Regions from separate parts of the Homo sapiens genome. Here region 1 is linked to region 2. The links are chromatin contacts, found by Hi-C or POLR2A ChIA-PET in ENCODE. All regions are on one chromosome and are shown on one strand. The core of a region is the stretch at or near the end of the contact, and the rest is flanking DNA. Distances in the headings are between cores, read along the strand shown. Region 1 overlaps NFATC2 (nuclear factor of activated T cells 2). Region 2 overlaps NFATC2 (nuclear factor of activated T cells 2).

Region 1 (6,893 bases), core at 2,301-4,800, 37 kb after region 2:
TAAGCGAGACAGACATTAGCATGGAAGGCAGTAAGTAAGCAAGCGAAATTCAGACAGCAATGAAAGCCACAGGGAAAATTCCACGGGGTTAGGAGCGAGAGGGTGGCTGCCTGGTTTGGGGGTGAGGTTGGCCCCTGCAGATGAGTGTACAGAAAGGCCACTCTGAAGAGGCGGCCTTTGGGGATGGACGCAGACCTGGGGAGGTCTGAGGGAAGAGTGTTTCAGGGAGAGGGAACGCAGGTGGCGGAGGCCGTGAACTCGGAGACGTGGGCTTGCTCCCGCAGGCTTTCAGCAGCAGTGCAGCGTGGTTTGATTTACTGTTTGAGAAGATCACTCTGGCTGCCTTTGCGAAATGGACTATAGGGAGTCAAGGGTTGAAAAAAGGGGGATGTGTGAATTGAAAACGAATCCCGTGACAGGAGCATGATGGAAGGCGGTGCATTTCACAGGGAGTGTGCCCCGCAGGCCCTGTCATGAGCGCGGTTACTTAAAATGCAACTGGAATTGCCCAAATGTGATCAATACACAGGTAATTCTCAGCTTCCCTTGCATAAAATGAGGGGCGGCTGCACTTTTTACCACTCAGGACGCAAGCAAGCGGGAGAGGCGCTGGGGAAAGTGGACTCAGAGGTGACTTTTACTAGCGCTCTGTGGTGCATTCTAGGAGCTGTGCTGACTCCACAGCTGAACTGGGGGTGCAGAGGTCATCGGGCCATCTCACCACCAAACCCACCACAGGTTTTGAAGTAGAGAGCTTACTACAGCTGCCCAGAGACTCAGCCACAGATGAGAGAACATGGGGGCAGGGGTGTGGCCTGGGACTCAAAGGAGATGTTTTACCCCGTTCTGGAAACGTCCAGAAAAGAAAGGATGTGGTCTCGGTGATGGCTGCAGCCCCTGCAGTGACTTGTGAGGATAGCAGCTTGTGTGTGTGAGAGAGAGTATATTGATGTGTGCAGGGAGGGCACAAATCAGTCTGCTTATTCTTAAATCTACTTCTGCCCTGTTCTTCATGTAAAGTGCTTAATTATGTGCACATTCAGAAATCAGTAGTGCATTCTGTATATTTCACAAGCGGGCCACCCACAGAATTGCCACCTGGATTATGACAGTCTTGTTGGCACCCCAGAAGCCCCCAGATGTCCCTTTCCCTTCTACAAAAGTGACCACCATCCTGCCTTCTAACTCCAGAGATTCATGTTGCCTTTTTATACAAACAAAAGTCAGATTTCATGACTCTTTTGTGTCTTGAGTGTCAGCTCCATCACTGACTCTGACCTCAGGCAAGTTACTTGCTGCCTTGTGCCTTCATGTCCCCATCTGTAGAATGAGACAGTCACAGTTCCTCCCTTCAAAGGCTGTGCTGAGGATGATGAGTTAGTGCATGTCAATAAAAGGGATCTTCCATAAATGTGATCTGCTGTTTTGTTTATGATTTTTTTTTTTTTGAGACAAAGTCTCGCTCTGTTGCCCAGGCTGGAGTGCAGTGGCATGATCTTGGCTCGCTGCAACCTCTGCCTCCTGGGTTCAAGTGATTCTTCTGCCTCAGCCTCCCAAGTAGCTGGGACTACAGGTGCCTGCCAGCACGCCTGGCTAATTTTTGTATTTTCAGTAGAGACATGGTTTCGCCATAGTGGCCAGCTGGTCTCGAACTCCTGACCTCAGGTGATCCATTCCCCTCGGCCTCCCAAAGTGCTGGGATTATAGCTGTGACCCACCATGCCCAGCCTTGTTTATGAATTTAATTGCCTTGATTTCTTGTAGGACATGGTTCAAATTTTAAAAATCTATTTGTGTAGGAGAAAAAATGGGCTACTCTGATCTTTGGAGATGGGCTTCCTCACCCTCATGCCCTGCTTCTTCCATGGGATAGATGAGTGGACGTAGCCCCAGAGCACTGCCCAAGGCTCCCTCCCCCCGCTTCCTCCAGGGGACCTCAGGATGTGTATCTGCATGAGGGAGATGATGTCCTCGCCGGGGGCTGCTGAGAACTCCAGTGAGTGTATCCCCTGCCATGGCTCCCTGGAGGAGTGTGGACCAGTGGCCCAGGTTTTGCCAGTTGTGCCTCTGGCAGAGGGGCCATGGATGTGCTTTGAAAAGGCTCTACGCAGAAGCTGGGTGCACCAATGCGTGAGAAACAGGCGGGGGAGGAATGAACAGAGAGACCCACCCTCCAAAGCTCAGGAAGCAGGGAAAGGAACCCAGCGATGGAAAAGTGTTTTGTAACTGGCCTGCTTTGTTCAGCAGTTCAGGGATCTTTCACTAGGGCCCCTCAGTGCCCACGGCAAGCCTGGGACAAAGCGGCTCCTGTGTGGGGAGGCGTGCAAAGCCCACGCGGAGCCTGGTCACCGCAGAGCCCTGCCGTGAGCCCGGCAGCCACGATGACCCCGGCAGGGCTGGGCCTCCTGGTGCCGACAGAGGGTGAGACACAGGGAGTCTCTGTGCTGATGAGAACTGAGCCAGGCAGTTGCCCAGCCAAGTGGCCCAGAGGCTGTGGGCACCTGGAGAGCCCGGTCTGAGTATCTCAGCGTAGGCCTTGCTGGTACACCAGTAACCACCAGAAACCGCCAGCAGCAGGTTTAACTCACATGGCCACCTGGAGCCGACACCAATAAAAGGCCAGGCCCCCGTTGGGAGGGCTTTTGCCAGCGTCCTTTTTTTGCCTTCATTTAAAAATGTATCTTTATATAGGTAATATGTTCCTATGTTTAGGAAAAATATATAAAAAAGACATCCAGCAGAAGATGTCTTCCCCCTTCTGGTCTGCTCTCTAATACTGGTTTTTCTCTAGCCTCCTAGAACATTATTTCTCAACCTTTGTTTCATTATTACCAACCCCCCACCCCCAGCCAGGAGCCTTTTAAGACAATTTTTTTCCTAATCTCCATGCCATGAAATGTCAGTGCTATAGACACACAATGTGTCTGTTCATGTACCATAGCCCTTTGCAGGGCCACAAAGCATTGTCATATGGAAGATTTTTTTCAACACCCCTCCCGCAGAGAACCAATTTTTACCCCCGTGGAAGCAACGTCATCCACCTTGAGGATGAATGCTTTAGGGTTTTTTTTTTTTTAATGTAATCCCGAGCATATGCAAATACACATGTATTCTTATTTTCCCCTTTTCTACAAAAGGTGGTAAAACGTACACACAGGTCCCCCATGGGTGGAAACTTCCGTATCACTTGCTGTTACCCACAGTGCTGACGATTTGTCCTGTACCTGTCATTTGGTCAATGGGGACCCATTCTCAGGAATTGGATGGTTGGTCTGAAGGCCCAGCCTCAGTTCTAGGATTTGTCTGGCAAAGAGTTGCTGTGGTTGTCCTGCCTGGCTCTCAGTCTGGCCTCATCACTGCCCTCTTTTGTAACTTTGGCCAAGTCACTTATAATGGTGCCCGACTCTCTGGGTTACCGTAAGAATGAAAATGGGGGCGTCCTGTAAAGCTCTTTGCCCAGTACCAGACGCGCACGGTGAGGGTTCAGTAGTTGCTGATCACTCTTCTTCCCCTAACCGCAGTGACATTTTCCTCCTCCTCCTCTTCCTTGTCAGTTGTGAGCTATAGGGGCAGGGGCAGAGCTAGGCTCTGACGAAGAGCCAGGAGGCTGACTCTTGGCCTGAATTCTCAAGTATGTTGTCAGGCTACCTCTGTAAATTCAGCAAAGGTTCAGCAAAGGATAGTTTGAGTCTTGAAAATGTCAAAGTCCAGAAAACTGTGGTTGCCTACAGAGGAGCCCACAGAATCTGCAAGAGTTGCTGTTGGAAGATCATTGAATTGAGCTGGTAGCCGTTCTCTGTCCCTCTCCTGGGTGCCTAAACGATATGCAGGTATCTGTCCCTGGGGCATCTCTCGTTTCCCTCTCTTGTTTCCCCTCCCTTTCTAAGAATGTCAGATTTCAAGCTGTGCCACTTAGCTGTCCTTTCATCCCGAATGATGTGGACTCTGCATTTCTGGCTTATGTAAGAGAGCTACGTTCCAGCCGACTCCAGACCCAGAAACGCTCAGTGATCTTTTTGAAATTCTGCAAAGCAAGTGTTTCCAAAGGAATGTGCACTTGCATTTGGAGGTCAGAAGCCACCAAACCACAAGAAAGTCCCTTCCCAGACTTGCTGTCCACGCAGCCCTCATTCCAGAGCAGCATCTTTCCTACCAAAAGCAGACAGCTCCTAAAAAAGAGGACCAAGTGAGAGGCAGCATCCAGTGTCATTCGTGGGCTCCCAGTCATCTGCTGGAACCAGCACTTTTAATTGTTCTGAATTGTTTATGCTACATTTAATTTCCAAATGAGGCTATTCTCTTGTGGTAACAGGTGAATATCCTTGTGAAAGAGTGAGGTGCTCCTTTAAGCAAGATTTATGGGTAGGTCAGCATCATAACCAATTTTAAAGGCCCTCCTTTGTAGTTTCATTCTTACTAGAACACAGGGCAGAAGGGCTAAGACTCACTTCCCTGCTCTGTGGGTGTGCTATGCTGGATGTACCATGCCAGCTACCTCACTCATTTCAGGATGATGCCGCCACTCAGGTGATGGTTTTCAGCAGCATAACTTGTGGGGCTGGAAACTGCAATGGATTTTCCCTGATTCCAGCCACAACCCAAGATAATCCTTTTTTTTTTTTTTTTTTTTTTTTGAGAGAGGGTCTCTCACTCTGTCACCCAGGCTGCAGTGCAGTGGTGCCCCCATAGCTCACTGCAGCCTTAACCTCCCAGGCTCAAGCAATCTGCCTGCCTCAGTCTTCTCAGTAGCTGGGACTATAGGCACATGCCACCATGCCTGGCTCAACTTTTTATTTTTTATAGAGACACAGGGTCTTGCTATGTTGCCCAGTCTGGTCTCGAACTCCTGGGCTCAAGTGATCCTCTCGCCTCAGCCTCCCAAAAAGCTGGGATTATAAGCGTGAGCCACTGTGCCCAGCCAGAATATCATAATGTTAAAAAATCTACATAACTTTCTAATATCAGCGCTAGCTGTAGTCTGTTTCTCTCTAGAAATGTAGAACTTGAAAAAGAATTTGGTTACTTTAGTCTATGAATTGGGTGGCAGTTACTCAACTCATTTCATACACTAGATTATTCTCTGTGCTCCTTCCCTTCCCACCCTTGATAAACCCATTTTGGATCAAGGGCAAAGCTTTGTTTTCCCAGGGGAAAACCCACAAAGAACAAATGAAAGCCCCCTGCCCTGAAGTAGCTGTGGTTGCCAGTCATTCCTAGACTTGAGATTTGGGTGTGTTTTGGTGTGTGCTGCCTTCAAGTAACATTCTGGACTCTCTTTTTGCTCTGAACCAGTTCAACTTTGTTTTAGCACCAATTTTCCTTTAGTTTCCACCCTTTCAGAAAAAAAAAAAAAAAAGAGGGGTTTTCTTCCTGGGGAATGATGAAACCATTTATTTGGCTCTTCTCTGCTGCATTTTTGACACCTCTTTAATTTTTTATGGATCCAGGGATCTGGTCAAGTTGTGCCTGTGAATAGACGCAGGGCTGGGGCCTGTTTTGCCCATCCAGAGTGTCAAGAATCTTTCTCTAGATGAAGTCAAAGACAAACTGAGGGCTGAATTTGAAGGAGTCCGTTCTGGTCCTCAGCAACAAATTCTGCTGCTCTCAGGTTTGGGGATGACATCTGTCTCATCCCTTTAAACAGTCATAAAATCAGATCTCTGGCAAGGCAGCCGAAGTGGATTCTCTGGTCATTTTATGATGAGCCTTGAGCACCCCAACTTGGTTTTATGGCAGGACTGTCTGTTGCGAGCAGTTTGGACTTAAGTCCCAGGCTGTCTGCAAACCAACAAATAGGTTTCATCTGAAGCCTGTTAGTTCCACTATCCCAGGAAAGCTGAAAGGACACTCCCTCGTTGTTAATTTCCAAAACTCTGGGCAAAGTAGAGGTTCTGTTGCATAAGCTGATGACGTGGAGGACGCCTTTGAAATGTTCCGCAGCCGGTTCTTATAGATTTCTGGAAGTTGATGGTGTCTTTTGAATTCTCAGCTTTATTAAATGCCCAAAAAAGAATTGACCCAAACTTGATGAAAGCACCCTCTCCCCAACTGGATTGAGTTGTGGTCTGCTTCAGCACTTGGAAAAGGAGCGGCCAACTGGTGCTCCATGGGCTGCATTTCGCCCGCAGATATTTTGTTTGGCCCACACGGTATTTGAAAAAATATTTTGATTAGATGCCAGTGTTGAAAAACCGGGGATTGCACATAAAAATAGGGATTTCTGACTTTGCTTAGAAAATCCAAGGATCTAGCCACCTTGGGCCCCACCTCCTGCATGGCAGCTACTGGGAGTCAAAACCAAGGCTGGCCCTGAGCAGAGGCTACTTCCTTTAGTTGGAACATCCACTTGCTCTGTCCACAGCCCCCGCCATTCCCTTTTGTCTTCCGACGATAGGTGGATTGTCCATTGTTATTTATCTTCACACTTGTTTTGTTGTTCCTCTTAGACTTCACCGATTTCACTCATTCAGGGTTCCTATCTGGACCCATTAGGCGTTTGAATTGTGCCCCCATTACGGAAGTGCCACACATATCCAAGGCTCATTAATCCAGGACCTGCATCCGGCCGGGGCCTTCGAAAGTGTTCCCTCCCTCTACCTTCCTTCCCCTCCTTGTGGCTGGGGAAGATTTTTAAATGGGGGTAAGATTTTAAAACTTTTAATTAAATATTTTGAACATATGTAACTATAGCATAGTACAAGGTACCCCTACATACCCACCACGAGGCTTCAGCTGTTATCAATGCATGGCCAATCTGATTTCTTCTACACCTTCATCCTGTTATATTCATTACCTGGTAATTTTGTTTTGGGGGTTTGTTGTTATTAGTTTTTTTTGTTTTTTTTTTTTTTTAAGACATAGGGTCTTGCTATGTTGCCCAGGCTGGAGCATAG
Region 2 (6,861 bases), core at 3,235-5,734:
GGTCGGAGGTGAGGTCTGAGCCCAAGCTGGGGGATTCGGATTTTATTCTAATTAGGATGGGAAGCCATGGGTTCCAAGTAGGAGGTTGACATGATGTGATTTCTATATATATAGTTTTTTGAGACGGATTCTCACTCTGTCACCCAGGCTGGAGTGCAGTGGTGCAATCTTGGCTCACTGCAGCCTCTGTCTCCCAGGTTCAAGTGATTCTCGTTCCTCAACCTCCTGAGTAGCTGGGACTACAGGAGGCCACCTGGCTAATTTTTTTATTTTTAGTAGAGACGGGGTTTCACCATGTTGGCCAGGCTGGTCTCAAACTCCTGACCTCAGATGATCCACCTGCCTTGGCCTCCCAAAGTGCTGGGATTACAGGCCTGAGCCACCACGCCCAGCTGTGATTTCTATTTTAATATTCATTTAGCACACAGCCTAGCACATAGTAGGTGCTAATCAATACTTGAAGGCAGAATGAAGGAAGAAAGAAGATGAGAGGGACAGGACAGGGAAGAGGTGTAGAGAAATGAAGTTATTAATCATCTGCTGTGTGTCAAGTACGTTCTGTATTGTGGCTGAATCAGTATGAGAAGAGGCTGGAAAAACTGTAGCATGGAGAAGTGAGCTTGCCTGTGGCCATCCAGCTAGTGAGGGGCAAGCCAGTGGTAACATTGCATCCCACTGAGCCTCGGGGCATCAAGCCTTAACTACATATTGAGTGATAGATTAATTTGGGCCAGAAACCCAAAGGGTGGCATCATCTCATTATAAATCAGAGACCAACTCAAGGGCCTCCAGGGGGCTGTGGGCACCTGCCCACCCCACTCCTCATCCCCCCACCCCCCGGCACTAGATTGTCTCCTTCAAGATCCTGTAGTGGTAAATCTTGGATGAAACTGGAGCATTGGGCAGAGAGCAGGTTGGCCAGGCCTTTGTCAGCCTCTGCTCTCGAAGGCAAGTGACCAAGAAGCCCTATTTCAGAAGTGCCAGAAAGCTGCATGATGGGGAGAAGCAGTTTAGAGTGGCGGTTAGGAATGTGGGCTTTGGAGCAGGTAGCTTGGGTTCAAATCCTGCCTCTGCCACTTACTGGCTGCTTAGTCCTGGGGAGATTACTTAAACACTCTGTGCCTCGCTTTCCCTATCTGTAAAATGGGGAGAATAATAGTACCTCCCTCAGGGTGGCGGTTAAATGCGTGTGTGTCTCACACAGTAAGTGCCAGACGTGATCCCACAGGGTAACTCAAGTGCCTCCTTTGTGGTGGCCTTTGTGGTGGCCCAGTGTGGACGGATCTCATTGTCTTGCCTGCAGCCCTCCCGTAGTTCTGTAAAGCAGGCTTTACGTACCTCTGGCTGCCACCCTGTCACTGCAGGAGTCTGAAACCCAGGCAGCAGTAGGCCGGTGTGAGAGGAGAGTCGAGCAGACAGCCTGCAACATACCCTGCTGCTGGGAAGGAACCCCAATAGTTATCTGGCCCAGTGGGGTGGGCCACCTGATGAGTGAGTGGAGGAAAGTTGTTTTTTTTTGGAGAGCCCAGGATTGGGGTGGCTTCTTTGCTGATTGAAATAGTTACCTACCCGGCCCTTTACTGGGCTACTTATGAGGGAGCTGGGAAGGCAGAGTGCCCTTCTGAACACCTACGATGTACCCACAGATGCACTGAGGTTAACTCATTTCCATCCTCATCATAACCTCAGAAGGCCCATCTTAAACGTTTGCTCAGTTCATTTGTTCGAAGCATTTGATAATATGCCAGTGATGGAGGCACAGAAAAGCACCCTTGCAGGGTGTGGGCGCCTGCAGGCTGAGGCTCCGAAGGATGAGTGACTTGCTGCAGTCCCACGGCTGGCAAGGCAGGGGCAGAGCTGGGGTTAAAGCCATCTTCTTTTCTCTGTCCCGGCTGCCTGGGTTCCTCAGTGATCCAGAGCTCATCAGGTTTTGGACTGAGAATATTCTGAAGAGGGTGCCTGTTAGTACATTGGAATGGTAGAGTAATGATCTGATGGGAGGAGAGACAGCAGCTCCTACTCTCCCTGATGTCCTGTGGAGTGGATGAGATAGGAAAGTCTCACAGGAGGGGCCGTGCTGCTGCATTTCTCCATATGAGAAAGCTGAAGCTGAGGCCCCCCGCCACCGAGGCCCACAGCTACAACTTTGTCACTCACTGTGTGTCTCATGCATTTGCACACATCATACCCCACTCCCTTGCTGTGGACCTCAGTGGTTCCCTCAAAGAGGTGAGCCCCACACTAGGGGAGATTTTGGTTCCCCTCCACTCTCCCACTTCCCAGGGAAGACCCAGGGAACAGCCAGAGTGGAGGCTGAGGGGCCTGTCTGCTGGCCCTGCTCACAGCCTCTCCCGGGAGATGCCTGAGTCGGCAGCACATTCTGGGCCAAGCCAGGCCCAGCCAGACCAGGCTCACAGCCAAGGATGGGGCCTGATACAGAGACAAGAAGGGCTGACAGCAGCTGGAGCGCCAAGGCCAGGGTTGCTCAGTGCTCGGGCCAGAACGATGACCAATGGGAGGAACCTTCTTGCCTGGGCTGGCCGGTGTCTTTCCCACGAAGTCCTCCGTTTCACTGCAGAGGGTCCCATGGGGTAGCGGAATCCCCCAGTGTAGGTCCAAATTCTGCTTGTCCATTTGCTGTGAGCTCCCAAGCTTATTCCTTCTCCTCTGGGAGGATCAATGTCTTCTACTCTAAAACGGGAGTGATTCCTGCTTTGTGGTCTCATGAAGTTTAGCAATAAAAATAAACACAACTAACATTCACTGAGTCCTGATGAGATGCCACGCAGGCCCATGGATTAGCTCATTTAATCTGCAGGCAGCCCAGTGAGGTTAGTGCTGTGATATTCCCATTTTATAGATGAAAAACAGAGGCAAAGAAATTAAGTGTCTTGCTCAAAGTCCCAAAATTAGAATGTTACTTTTACGTGTGAACCCTAAATTGCTTCTTGGTGTGGGCGTTTTATAATATTTTTAAAAATGTGTATATGTTGTGCCTGCAATCTGTAGTCTTTATAGCATTTGTAATTGTCTGCTATTTATTTTTAGTTTTTTGAGACAGAGTCTCGCTCTGTCATCCAGGCTGGAGTGCAGTGGCGCGATCTCGACTCACTGCAACTTCTGCCTACCGGGTTCAAGCAGTTCTCCTGCCTCAGCCTCCCAAGTAGCTGGGATTACAGGTGCGTGCCATCATGCCCAGCTATTTTTTTTTTTTTTTTTGTATTATTAGCAGAGATGGGGTTTCATCATGTTGGCCAGGCTGGTCTCAAACTCCTGACCTCAGGTGATCTGCCAGCCTCAGCCTCCCAAAGTGCTGGGATTACAGGCATAAGTCACCCTGCCCGGCCTGTTATTTCTTAAATTTAAATTTATTTTTATTGTTGAAACAGAGTCTTGCTGTGTCACCCAGGCTTGAGGGCAGTGGTGCAATCTCAACTCACTGCAACCGCCACCTCCCAGGTCAAGCAATTCTCTTGCCTCAGCCTCCCAAGTAGCTGGGATTCCAGGCACGTACCACCACGCCCAGCTAACTTTTTTTGTAGTTTTAGTGGAGATGGGGTTTCACCACCTTGGCCAGGCTGGTCTCGAAGTTCTGACCTCAAGTGATCTGCCCACCTTGGCCTCCCAAAGTGCTGGGATTACAGGGGTGAGCCACCACACCCAGCCTGTCCGCTGTTATTAACAGAAACTGCCCTCTCTGTAGGAGCGAATTTCTCTAACCAGTCTCTCCTGAGGTTCTTGGATAGATCGTAATTCTTGGCCACCCGGCTTGACGGCGAATTTCAGATAGTCAGGCAATAACTTCCCATTTCCAGGCCTACTTGGGCGATGTGGGGGAACCCTGTGCCGGTGTCAGTTTTCTTCGCTGAACCTTTGCGGTGGCTGCTGCTGTGCTGCAGGTGGGCACAGTTGCAAGACAAAGTCAACACCCAAACTGGTTAAACCAACAGCGTCCTGTTGATTCAGAGCTCATAAAATACAAGAGCCCCCCCAAGCCACTTTATGACGTGCCAGAATCCAGGGGCAGGAGGGAAGCCTGGGGAAGTCACTTTGCAGGGGCCACCTTGAAGCTTAAGCTGGAGCAGAGGTCAAGACTTCACCCGCAGGCCTGAGCCAGGCCCTCAAAGATGACTTTAAAAGCAAGGTGCCTGGTTTGGTTGGAAAACTGCAGGCTGTGCGGTTTGGATTGTCTGCAGTCTCAGAAATGAATGGGAGAAAGGGGGGCTGATGAGGAGGGTGGGTGCAAGCCTGGGAGGCCCACTGGGCTTCCTTAGAGCCTCCCACCCACCCTGGACCTGTCACCCCAATTAGCAGCCATAGGTGATGGAGGTTGCATCAGAGAGCAATAGAGAAGTAGAGCTCAGGAGGGTAATTTGGGCTGCTGTGCGCTGGCTTCAGTTCCTCTTTCAAAAGCTAATTGCTTTGCCTCTGGGTTCTCTGAGGACTGGGGCCTGCCCTGGAGGAGTTCCCCGTCCTCAGGTGGCCTCTTAAGTGTGGAACTTGGCTCTTAAGCAAACGTGCGTGACAAGTCACCCGGAAAGATTGTTAAAATGCAAATGTCTGGCCTCTGCCCGAGAGATTGGGGCACAGAGGGTGAGGGATGTGGCCTGGGTATCTGCATTTTTATCTAGCACCTTCTGACCCTGCGTTGCTGGGGGAAGATTCTGCTACAGGTGACCTGAGAGCCACACTTTGAGAAACACTGGCAACTGGGGTCAAGAAACCTGGGCCAGGCGTAGTGGCTCATGCCTATGATCCCAGCACTTTGGGAGGGCGAGGCGTGCGGATCGCCTGAGCTCAGGTGTTTGAGATCAGCCTAGGCAACATGGCAACATCCAGTCTCTATTAAAAAAAAAAAAAGAAGAAGAAACCTGGGTTATGGCTCAGGATTCACCGAGAACAGCAGTGACCACAGAGGTGACCTGTGTACACACATGCATATGTTTGGTACATATATGCTAAAATATATAAGACAACAATGTCTATGGCTGGCACATACAGCCTCTCAGAAGCTACAGCTTTTAGTGTTGCTAACCTTGCTGACCCATGTTTATTAAGCCAGACACGCTTTTGATGAACTTGTTTAATCCTCGTAATGACCTGTGAAGTGGGACTGTTAACAGCCCCATTTTACAGATGGGGAGACTGAGGCTCAGAGCTGTGAAAACCCCTACAAGGATCAACCAGGGGGGTGTCCAACACTATAGCCTTAACCAAGAGCACGTGCTGCCCTTCACTGAAGCTGAGCTCTGAGCATCTGTCCTCTCCTCTCTAGATGGGAGTGATAGTGTCTTCCTTGCTGTAGGGCTATGATTTAAGGGTTTAAACAAATAAAGTGTTGTGAAAATAACTTAGCAAGAAAAAGAGGGGCATTTTTGAAAGTCAACGATAGCAAAGACCATCATGTCTTGAGTTGTTACTGTGTGCTAAGCATGGGCTGTTTTGTCTTATATAGGATATTTTCTCCTATTGTGGTAAAATACACATAAAATTTACCATTTTAGCTATTTTCAAGTATGCAATTCAGTACATGAAGTACATTCACAATATTGTGCAACTACCACTACTCTGTAGTTGCAGAACTTTTTTTTGTTTTGTTTTGTTTCTTTGTTTGTTTTTTTGAGATGAAGTCTTGCTTTATTGCCCAGCCTGGAGTGTAGTAGCGTGATCTCGGCTCACTGCAACATCCGCCTCCTGGGTTCAAGCGATTCTCCCACCTCAGCCACCCAAGTAGCCGGGATTACAGGTACATGCTACCAGGCCCGGCCAATTTTTGTAGTTTTTAGTAGAGATGGGGTTTCACCATATTGGTCAGGCTGGTCTCGAACTTCTGACCTCAGGTGATCCACCTGCCTCGGCCTCCCAAAGTGCTGGGATTACAGGCCTGAGCCACTGCGCCCAGCCAAACTTTATCATTTTTGCTGAGGAAACTGAGGCACAGAGAGCTGCCACTCGAAGGCCACACAGCTAGTAAACTATGAAGACAGAACTTGGACCCGGACAGAGTGACATCAGGCTGAGAAAACCCCATCTGGCCTGCAGAACTTTTTTTTATCACCAGAAAAAGAAACGCCTCACGTATTAGCAGGCACTGCCCAATTTCCACCCCCCAGTGAGCCCCGATCTGCTCTCCGTCTCTCTGCGTTTGCCTGTTCTGGCCGATTGATATAAATGGGATCCTATGCCATTTGTCCTTTTGTGTCTGGCTCCTTTCACTTCACTTAATGGTTTCAAGGTCCACCCATGTCATGGCATGGAACCAGCACTTCATTCCTTTTCATGACTGAGTAATATTCTGCATGGATAGACCACGCTTTGTTTATCTGTGTATCCATGCATGACCATTTGGGTTGATATTTGATATTTTACCATCTATGTACTGACTGCGTCCATATAGTCATATGCAGGGTCTTGTACTGCTTGAAGCAGACCCGTGAGGGCAGGTACTGTTGTGACCTTACAGAGGAGGCATCTGTGACTTAGGTGAAGTGACTTGCCCAGGGTCACAGAGCAGGGATGGCAGATGCAGGACTCAAAACCATGGCTTTCTGACCCCGGAGCCCAAGCAGCAGTTAATGATGTATTCTCTTGCAGCTCCCAGGGCCCTGTATTACCCTGCAGTGATGGTACCACAGATAAAACCTGGCTGTGGCCTCTTGTAATCATTTGAAGATTTTTTTTTGTTTTTGAGAGGAGTCTCGCTCTGTCGCCAGGCTGGAGTGCAGGGGCGTGATCTCTGCTCACTGTAACCTCCGCCTCCCCGGTTCAAGCAATTCTCCTGCCTCAGCCTCCCGAGTAGCTGGGACTACAGACACATGCCACCACCACGCCCAGATAATTTCTTTTTTTTTTTTTTTGGAG

The links. A loop is a pair of places that touch in the nucleus more often than their neighbours do. ChIA-PET counts read pairs that join two places held with the same protein, here RNA polymerase II (POLR2A). Pooled maps may share reads with other maps.
Region 1: a map with no recorded cell type shows a loop between it and region 2 (2.8-fold over the local background). The contact joins two enhancer-like sites. A Hi-C loop is called at or near these places in 4 of 168 maps with a recorded cell type or tissue (B cell, CD8-positive, alpha-beta T cell, Right ventricle myocardium inferior and 1 more), 10 of 37 single-sample maps with no recorded cell type and 12 of 50 pooled maps. POLR2A ChIA-PET finds 5 or more read pairs at or near these places in 11 of 52 experiments (A549, B cell, GM12878 and 8 more).

Annotation. Positions count from the first base shown.
Region 1 is chr20:51,421,033-51,427,925 of GRCh38, reverse strand. The region is part of intron 9 of NFATC2 (nuclear factor of activated T cells 2); the gene reads left to right. Among named protein-coding and RNA genes, the nearest start is that of MIR3194, 28 kb to the left of the region's middle. RefSeq lists enhancers at 2,292-2,341, 2,334-2,926, 3,813-4,645. Within about 2 kb of position 3,550, at least 6 of the 41 ENCODE cell types and tissues checked have a DNase peak (open chromatin) inside an H3K27ac peak, as active enhancers do; they include B cell, where a contact is called at or near this core.
Region 2 is chr20:51,458,639-51,465,499 of GRCh38, reverse strand. All of the region lies in intron 5 of NFATC2 (nuclear factor of activated T cells 2), which reads left to right. Among named protein-coding and RNA genes, the nearest start is that of MIR3194, 9.1 kb to the right of the region's middle. RefSeq lists an enhancer at 1,938-2,898. Within about 2 kb of position 4,484, at least 4 of the 41 ENCODE cell types and tissues checked have a DNase peak (open chromatin) inside an H3K27ac peak, as active enhancers do; they include B cell, where a contact is called at or near this core.